Linked DNA regions of Homo sapiens: region 1 is linked to region 2. Evidence: chromatin loops called from intact Hi-C (ENCODE). Cell type or tissue: heart left ventricle. All regions are shown on one strand.

The links. Hi-C counts contacts between places; a loop is a spot of excess contacts. Peaks named below come from ENCODE experiments on the same cell type or tissue, not always from the same donor. Only the 100,000 strongest peaks of a DNase experiment are listed, where the experiment ranks them.
Region 1: it touches region 2 in a loop (5-fold over the local background); 13 of 110 quality-filtered maps call a loop at or near these places.

The regions. Positions count from the first base shown.
Region 1 is chrX:54,040,623-54,045,622 of GRCh38, forward strand. It overlaps PHF8 (PHD finger protein 8), which reads right to left and starts at 3,851. Exons shown (of 22, transcript NM_015107.3): 1 at 3,140-3,851; 2 at 2,009-2,198. The coding sequence starts at 2,106. RefSeq lists enhancers at 3,523-3,772, 3,983-4,442 and a silencer at 3,793-3,962. In heart left ventricle, a CTCF peak has its summit at 2,320; DNase peaks (open chromatin) are centred at 3,379 and 3,899; H3K4me3 peaks cover 2,984 bases; H3K27ac peaks cover 2,147 bases.
Region 2 is chrX:55,158,239-55,163,238 of GRCh38, forward strand. It overlaps VCF2 (VCP nuclear cofactor family member 2), which reads right to left and starts at 2,947. Exons shown (of 3, transcript NM_001166701.4): 1 at 2,899-2,947; 2 at 891-990. The coding sequence starts at 2,918. RefSeq lists enhancers at 2,610-2,909, 2,735-3,235, 3,236-3,736. In heart left ventricle, a CTCF peak has its summit at 2,754 (motif pointing left); DNase peaks (open chromatin) are centred at 2,723 and 2,983; H3K4me3 peaks cover 1,853 bases; H3K27ac peaks cover 1,630 bases.

The sequences.
Region 1 (5,000 bases), 1.1 Mb before region 2:
CATAAAGGAGTATAAAATTTTCCCAGAACTATAGGTAGTTCAGTCTTGCTAGGACATAAAGAACAAGAGAGGAGGAGTGGCAGGAAATGAGAATAAACAAGTAGATCACAAAAGGTCTTGTCTGTCATATAAAGGATACTGAATTTTATCCCAGAGACGAACCACTGAAAGAAGAATGTTAAGCTGAGGAGTGACTTGATCAGCACTAGCAAAGACACCAGGAATCCTGAAAGACATCTTAATCCCCACTTATTTTCAGGGCAAAGGAAAAGGTCCCACCCTCTAGGGTTGTCCCCTCTTAAATAACATGAGGCAGTAAAACAGAACTCTGTGCCGGGCACACAATAAATATTCAATAGAGATCAGTTAAACATGAATTTGGATACGGGGCAAGGGGGCAGTCCCTGCTGAGGGCAGGATTTTAGCAGCACCAGCACCTATAGTTTGGTCTTGAGTGTGATAAACAGAAATAGCTTGCTGGGCATAGTGGCTCATGCCTGTAATCCTAGCACTGTGGGAGGCTGAGGCGGGCGGATCGCTTGAGGTCAGGAGTTTGAGACCAGCCTGGCCAACATGGTGAAACTCCATCTCTATCAAAAAAGTACAAAAAAATTTGCCGGGCGTGGTGGCGTGCACCTGTAATCCCAGCTACTCGGGAGGCTGAGGCACGAGAATCGCTTGAACCCGGGAGGCAGAGGTTGCAGTGAGCTGAGATCATGCCATTGCACTCCAGCCTGGGTGACAAGAGTGAGACCTTGTCTCAAATAAAAAAAAAAAAAAAAGAAAAAAGAAAAAAAGAAAAAGAAATAGCCCCTCTGGAGGAGACCAGACAACTGAAAATTCTAGAATCTAACAAGCAACAGGAGGAGGGTGCCATACACTGTTTTGTTGTGCTCCAGTGTACAAAGCCCCCTCAAGGTTGTCTTTCCATAGCTGAGATTTAAATCCCATTAATGAAATATTAGTTTTATCGTACACACTAACCTCTCCGGAATTCTGGGTGACAGGTGCTTATGTGCACACACGGTTAACTGAAGGAAATTCATCAGTGGTTTTACTCCTGTTTTACCCAGCATCTATTCTGCTTAATTCAATTTAGTTGGATGGTGCTGCAGATAAATGCTGTAGAAATAAAATACTCTTCCATTTCTGCCTCCATTTATGGAGTACATCCAAACTGCTTTGCAAAGTCAGAAAGGATGTATTTGATAACATTTTATAGCTGAAGACAATGAGGCTCAGAAAAGCAAAGCAACTTGTGCATGGTCACTCTGAAACTAAGTACAAAGCCACAACTTAAATCCCTGTTTATGGACTCAACTACCTCAAATAAGCAACACTGTTTTCCCAAAAGCCAGTGTGTGAGGCAGAACATAATTGTCAGACTATAAAAATGATGACCGGGCACGGTGGCTCACGCCTGTAATCCCAGCACTTTGGGAGGCCGAGGCAGGCAGATCTCCAGAGGTCGGGAGTTCCAGACCAGCCTGATCAACATGGAAAAACACCGTCTCTACTAAAAATACAAAATCAGCTGGGTGTGGTGGTGCATGCCTGTAATCTCAGCTACTTGGAGGCTGGGGCAGGAAAATCGCTTGAACCTGGGAGGCAGAGGTTGCTGTGAGCCGAGATCGCGCCATTGCACTCCAGCCTGGGCAACGAGCGAAACTCCGTCTCGAAAAAAATAAAACAAAATAAAAAATAAAATAGAGAAGAATATAAAAATGATTCTTTGTAACAGGAAAGAAAAGGGGGGGGGGGTCTTATAAATCTAAAAAAACACTCAAAAGAAAAGTGCAAAGAAGAAATACATAGGGGAAAACACAGGAAAAGGAGAAACCAGAGGCTAATGTCAGCTAGGTCCTGTTCTGCAAGGAGAGATGGCAGAACCTGAGTCTGGGAGAGGGGGTCCTGAGCCGGAATCTAAAAACAGAGCTGAGAAAGGAAGAGAGAGCAAGTGAACACACCTGGCCACCGCACCCTGTGTAGCCTGGCCTGCCCTCCTTACCTGCCATGAAACCAGTCCTGGCACATGTCACACTCGATCATGAAGCGGGTCACATCGTAAGGCAGCCGGCAGAGGCAATACACCGGCACCGAGGCCATCTTCGCTCGGCCCTGGAGCGTTCTGCGGCCGGCCAGGTTCGTCGTGTCAAGAGGGGCGGGAGGCGGCAGCACGCGTCCTCTCTGGACGATAGCTAGGCACAAATAACACTTTTTACAGAGTGAATCAGCCCCCGCCCCCCACCCCCTTGCACCAACCCTCAGTTCTCCAATAGAGTTACCGCCGCCGGGATGCAACACAGCTGGTGCGGCTGTAGGGGGCAACCAGAGAAAGTCCACCCGGCCCTTAGAATTTCTTTCACACGTAAAGAACGGAGCTCAACCTTCCAGGCTTCCCACCGCCCCCACACTCTCCACTCCCCACCCCCCACCTTCTTCGGCCCCGTTGTCAGTGATAACTTCTTTCCGGGTTTCAAGAAAATACCTGAAGCCTTTTCGGGAAGCTTCTTTCATCTCTCACTGAACCCTCCCCTAGCTGACCCCTGTTTCACAGGGCTCCCTCTATTATGACGCAAACCACAGCGTCAAAAATGAGGCTGGGGGTATCTCAAGACAAGACCCTCCTCTCACCACCTGAAATAGGGCCAACCAGAGAGAGATAAGGGATCCCTGAAAGTCTCTTCAGGTTACTCAAAGCCTTCACGAACAAGACAGACAAGACTAGGCGCCCAACTCAAATCACAGTTCTGGGGTCGTGTTCGGAGAGTTTAAATAATCCTTTCCATCACTCTCAATATCATTCCTTCCCCGACCAGTCAGGAGTCTCATCACCCCCAAAACTGAAATAAATATAAATCTCTAAACTGACCAGCTCGTTCTGTACTTTAAAGATGACAGGGTTCTGGCTGCATCCCTGAAACTCAAAAGGATCTATTCAAAACCCCTCAAACTGACTAGAATTTCCTCACACTCCCGAAACTAAGCAAGGATTCTTTTGCATCGCTCGGAAACTGGCAGCGTTTCCTTGCAGCCCCCCCTCAAACTGATGAGAGCTCCCTAGTCTCCCCAAATGTTCAGGTACCTCACAGTATATCCTAAAACTGACAGTAATAGCCTCGCAGCCCCCAAAACTTACAGGAATCTTAACGCTTCCCCAACTGACAGGAACCTCCTCACGCCCCAAACCTGACAAGAACGTCTTCAGTCCAGAATCCTACAGGGACCTCCTCATGCTTTGGGCTGCAAGGACTCCACGCCCGCGGAGCTCAGCCCCAGCGACACGCCGGCAGCCGGGCTAGCTCCGGGACTGCGAAGCGCCTCAGCGGAGGCTCGTCCGGTAGTTCCGGCCCCTACGGCGACGCGCGTCGAATTCTGGGATAGTCCCCGTACCGCCGGGAACCTCGCTCGCCTTCCCCTCGAGCCCCCCGCTGGGTCGCGCGGCGCCAGCCGCTCAACGGTGCTTCAGAGCAGCCTCCTCCACAACATTCCCCTCGGCCCGGCCGTTCGGGCCTACTGGAGACCGCGGCTTGGGCCTAGTCTGGCGGCCGCCCGGCGAACGGGCAAGTGGCGTCGTCGCTGGGCCGGCAGGAGATACTCGCGAGCAAACCAACGGGGAAAGAGATGAACCGGCCGCCACGTCCGAGGCACACGGCCCGAAAAGTCGCTGGGAGAAGCCCAGTGGCGGTGGTAGGCAATTCGGAGTAGTCAATAAAGTTTATTCAAAACAATGAGGAAGTTGAGGCGGAGAGGGGAGGAGAAATACGGGATAAACAGCTACCATGTTGAGAGTGGCGGCGCTACCCAGACAACCAAGGCGACCGCCATCTTATGAGGGCTGGACTCGCGAGGTGAGCGCGGCGGAGGCGGGGAACCGCGAGCCGCCGGCTCCCGGGTGACGTCATCGGGGGGGCGGGGCGCCACCTTGAGAAAGGAGGGCGGTTCTCAGCCACCTTTGGACCCGCTCGTCTCTTTAAGGTGCCCAATCGCCGCTGAAGACCTTGAGCCCAGAGGCGGAGAAGCCGCCATCTTAGGCGAGGCAGACGTTTGGCTCCATTTTGAGTGGGGCCCGAAACTTCCTAGCCTTCCCCCTCCTCCGGGCAAACAGGGAGTTCAGCTACCCCGACTCGCACACTCCTCCTCCCCAGCCTTCTCCTCCTATGAGAGGAGGTGAACTCGGTGACTCCAAACTACAAAATTAATAGGTGGCGGCGGGGGCGGGCTTCAGCCGGGGTAGAGGCGGAGTACTCACCGCGGCTCCTGTTCATTGAGCACCTTCGATAGGCTGGGCTCTTTCCCACGGTCTCTGCGTTGTTGGTTCTTCCCCCTGTGAAGGAAGCTCTGTGATTATCACCAAATGAAGGCAGGGGCTTCGAGAAGCCAAGTGACTTGAGTCCCGGAGCAGGGACGTTGAACCTTGTGCCCTGTGCTACCCGCGTTCTGTCCCCAGGCCCTCAGTGTAGTTCCTCTGTAAAGCTGCTGCCAACTCCACAACTCCCTCTGAACTCTTCTTTGACCCTACTGTTTCACTTCAGTTCAAATACAGTTCAAGGATTTGTTTGCACCTGTCCCACAATTTTCTGACTATAGCCTGAGGGGAGGGGAGAGGAGGGGGGATGAGAGGAAAGGCTGAGTTAGTGGAGCTTTGCTGAGTTAGTGGAGCTTCGTACATATGCTTCAAGATGGCCTAGGTTTTCTCAAACATTCTAGAAAATTCTCTAGGAGTTATCTTACTATTTCATTTTCTTAAAGGGTCCCATTGCTTTAAAAAGGAAATGTGTGCGTGCACACAATTTACTAACCAGTGATGGTGGGGTAGGCCCTGGGGATGCAATGGTGAAAACAGGGCCTCTGGAGTGGGAGGGCATCTGCCAGTGCAGGAAACAAAGTTGCGAGTAAACAATTGGAATAGAAGGCACAGTAAGCACACAAATACCACCTGCAAAATGACCTTTGCAAAATGCAACATGAAGCTACAAAAGAGCCTTACAAGCTGCTTG
Region 2 (5,000 bases):
TTAACTCAGAAAGACTTTATGAGGTTCCTTTAACACTCCACTAGTAATTATATCTCAATTAAAGCTATATTATGCTAATGAATACAAGTTATTAAAGTGAAGCACCTTGAAGTTAAAATTCAAGCTCCTTAGAATGGTGGTTACTAGAGGTTTAGAAGAGAGGAAGGGGGGATGAAAAGAAGTTGGCTAAGGGGTATAAAATACAGTTAGATAGAAGGAATAAGTTATAGAATTCAACAGTACAGTAGGAAAATTACAGTTAACAATAATTTATTGTATATTTCAAAATAGAAGAGAAGATTTATAAGTTCCCAACACAAAGAAAAGATGTATGTTTGAGGTGATGGGTAGCCCAATTACCCTGATTTGGTCATTACACATTATATACAGGTATCAAAATATCACATGTACCCCCAAAATATGTACAACTATTCTATATCAATAAAAAATTAAAAACTTCAAACTCTTTTTCCAGCACCATTAAAGTTTTGCAAAAATCATGAGACTGCCCCAAATTTTTCACTTTTTTTCACTGAGAAAGCAAGACTTGCCTTCCAGCTAATAACATATCACTATGTACTAGAAAATATGTTTTCCATATAAAAAGAAGGGAAGTAAGACTACTATTCCCTGCTCATATGAGGGGACAAAATTACAGGGGCTAATTCCTCCTGATTATGTTTAGCAAAGTTTTTCTGTGCTTCTTTTCCATTTTCTGTGAGATACTATATCATAATTTAAAGCTCCAGCTCAAAAGCCACTGTAATCAAGCAAGAAAACTTTTATGAAGGTTTCTTGGAATAATACATTTCTTTTCATTATGGAGCACAAATTGGATAATTTAGTGTAGGCAATGAATGAAATAGAGGCAATCTGACCATACTTGCTACCTCTGTATCTTGAGAATCCTGAAAGATAGGGTTTCTCTTATTCCTTTTGGGCTGGGTGGAATGATGGTTGCCCTCTTTACTGCCATTTCTTCTTCTTTTCCTGAAAATAAATTGTAAAGAGAGAGTTGTTACATGAAACAACTGATCTTTTGGATGCTTAAATTGTAAAGCCGTGACAACATACATATATGAGAACTTGTCTGAAAAAATGTCACTATCTGCTATCCCAAGATATAAAAGTCATATAAGTACTCCATTACCAGGCATGAAGATAAAAAAATGTAATACAAGAACTCTAAGTAAAGCCAAGCTGTGCATTTCATTTCTAGAAATAATTTTCATAACCTTAAATGATCCTTGAAAATAAAGAATATGAGGAATTTAATAGCTAAGTTTTCAAAATCTACCTAATTAGTTTCATTGTTTTGACTCCATGAAGTTACAATTCCAGGGTAAGTGATTTTTAACTCCTTCAATAAGATCGTAAGACATGTGTGTCTGCCAGTGTCTACTCTTAAGTTCTTATGCCAGTGGTGTAGCGACACTGAAGAGATATTTCTTGTATGCTGAATGTGGTTAGGCACTTACTGTTGCTATACCAGCTAATATTATGACATAGTTACTCCACTAGATTGTCACCATGAGATTGTGGCTGATTACTTCCTTGAAACATTCTTTTCTCAAAATTGTTTTCAATGATTGGTAAGATTACATCTTCAGTTTCAAGTTCCTTGTCAATAAGTAATCAGATTGCAGCGTTTGACATAGTTTTCACAGCACTCTATTATTAACCAGACATTTGCTTAGAGACTTACTTTTGAGTTTTTGGTACTCCTAAGAATGGCTGAGTTTACTCATTTTTATAATTTCATTACTCTTTAATCAATTCTCATCTCTAGGAGACTGAGTACTAGGAGACTCTAGGAGACTGAGTACTGAGTACAAAATGCCAAATAAAAAATCACGTAGAAAACTGCTCCTATATTACACTCCATTATGAAATGATTGATTATATATAAAGAAAAAATGACCGGGTGTAAATATTATTTTATTTCACAATGTTTATTGAGCATCCACTAAGTGCTAGGCACTCCTCCAGGTGCCAGGATAAAAGAGTGAAACAAACACATGCCACAGCTCTGCCTTCATTAGGGAGCATGGTGATGTTTGTCTTTGATCATGGTATTTTGAGTATTTGAGTATTTTGCGCTCAAGTTTTACTGAAACTTTCAACAGCTTACAATACGTTTGCATTGTTTTTAAAACAGAGTAATACTATGAAAATGATTTTTCAAAGTGTGAAGCTGAGTTTAAAAAGCGGAATGTTCATGAAACAATGTTAATCTCATTTTTTAAAATGCAACTTTACGAATGAAAAACATCTAAGGAAATTTATCACAGAATATGATTAATGGTCACGGCTGGGTGATCGGACTGTGGATAAGATTGGTTTCCTTTATTACGCTTTAACAGTCTAACCAAGTTTTCTACCATGAGATTCAGAGACGTTTGTAATGAAAGAATACATTGATAAAGGTCCATAGAACCCCAGTAACACGTGGAGAAAGATGACAAAACCAATCAGAGAAACAGAAATACCAGTTGCTAGGGTACCTAGCAGCCTCACCGAGGAAATGCCAATTTGAAAAACAGAATGCTATTGTCCACTGACTGAGTTTTCGCGAGGGACCACATCCCCACCTCACCCCCGCCTCCAGGGCTTGTAAGGCACTGACAACCAAAGAACCAGCATGTTCTTTCGGAGAAGGCTTCGCGGGATTTTTTTTCAAGCACGAAGGGCGGGGCACGAGGCAAGCAGGGCCGCGCCACCGGCCAACACTGTCACCTGCAGGTCATGAGAGCCGAGCGCCACCAACCCCGGAAGAAAATACATATCCGCTGCGTTTCCGCCCTGAGCCCCGAGATCTTGGCTGAGAAAGCAAAGCGTGATGACCGTGGGGACCAGAGCTCGGACTGGTACCGGCCGGAAAGGCCCCGACGAACTTACCGTACAGGGCAGCCTCCCATAGTCCTGCCCTCGGAACCATAGCAACCGCGCAGGAAGTTCCTGCGCCGCCGGAAAAACGCAGCCCGGAGGGCGGGGCTGGCCAAGGATTGACGGGCTCTGGGCCTGCGCATCGGAGCCCGGGGAGGTCGGCTCCTGTTTCCTCTGGGTCCGCCGCAGGCTCCCTTCCCTGCAGTTGGGAGCTGACGCCTGAGGGACGATCCGCTGAGGGTCAGGCTCTGCTGCGCGACTGCCCGAGCCGCCCCATGTTCGAGACCTGTGCCAATCCCATGGACATTCTCCTCCCACCCAGCCAGCCTCTGAACACGCTTCTCACGTGGCACACGCCCTGTCCTCGCAGCCCTCACACCGCTGATCCTCCTCGGCGACCTCAGCGCCCCCGGGGCTGACCAGGCCGTGGCCGGCGCCTCTCCGTCCTCGGGGGGGTCTCCTTCCCCCCACTTAAGTCTCTTCTGCCCGCGGTCATGCCCTGGGCCTCAGGAAAGACCGCGCCCCTCCACGATGTCCATTTCTTGCATCCCCCATTCTCATAACGGGCAGCACCCGATCGTGTCCTAACAGCTACCTCTTCCAGTGCCCCAGCATCCACAGCCTTTAGCCTCAAGGAGGCCTCCTCTCCACTAACCACAACCGCGTTCCTCACCATTCACCTTCCTTAGCCAGCTTACCCAAAGCTATTAACTCTCTCCTCCCTACTCTCCTGGCAGTCCCCCCGCCGCCAAGTAGACAAACAATGTACACCCTCCACAAGTGTACCTTCTCTGTCTAGTCTACTTACAAGATCCCTCCACAAGCACCAGCACCCAATTTTCTCATGATATTCACTGATATTCCCTTGAGAAAATAGAAGCAATCAGAGAAGAATTCACACCACTTCCCAACAGCAGTAGACCTGCACTTATAATCTTGGCTGCTTCCCTGGAGGAAGAGACAGGATCCTACTTGAGACCAGGCCCTTCACCTGGATCCTATGCCTTCCACCTTCTTAAGGGATCATCCTTTGCAGTTATGCTTTCTCCTGAATTATCATGTTCCTCTATCTGTATTTATTATCTAAAAAGTTGGCAAAGGGAGTGCTAGAGTTTAGGCTGATCCTGGTTCTTGCTGTTAAGTAGGTGATCTCACAGGGGGCTGCATTCCCTGAGGATGGAAGGGAAGATGTGGAAAGTGGCTGATTCAAGAACTAAAGATCATGCCATAAAGGAAGCCTAACCCAGCTAGGGGCTAGGTGACCCTGCAGCCGAGGCTGTGGAGTAGACAGCCCTGGACAGGGGACTTTTAGACTGCCATGTTTGTCGCTGCATTGTGCAATTTTAACAAGAATCCTGCTAAGTCAGTTTAGTTAGAATTTCCCATCATCAATATCTCAGTTAGGTTCCTCATCCCCCAGGTGATGTCTAGTCACCCTGGCCCACCTTCACCAACAATCCTGTTAGTTCAATTTAGCCACAATACCCCCTTACCCGTGGTGTTTCCTCTTAGTAATTTTCCGTCCATTGCTCCCCACCCTGCTCCTTGGCTATAAATTTCCACTTTTCGTTGTTGTATTTGGAGTGGAACCCAGTTTCTCTCCCTTCACTGCAAAACCCCATAGCAGTGGTCCCTACACCTATCTTGATGGTCCTGAATGAAGTCTGCCTTACCGTTCTTTAACAAATGCCATGAATAATTTTTTTTCCTTAACACCCTTCACTTGGATCCCATGCCCTTCCACATTCTCAAGGAACAAGCTTTTGTAATGATCATTCCTTTTACTTGAATCACCATGTTCTCCATGTCTATCGGATCATGCTATCGTCTACAAAGTGGGCAAATAGATGGTTAGAAATGAGGGATTTTGCTTTCAAGAGCTGATCTTGGTTATTGCTGTGTTGTAGGTGAGACCCCAAGGGGCTGCATTCTCTGAGGAAGGTGGAGGGGTTGGAGGGTATGGAAAGTGGCTGATTCAAGAGCCAGGGGTGCTACCATGGGGCAAGCTTAAGCCAGATAAGGACTAGGTTACCTTGCAGCTGAGGCTGTGGAGTGGACAACCCTGGCCAGGGGCTGAAGGGAGGATGAAGCCCAGATTCAGAGGGGTCTGCAGA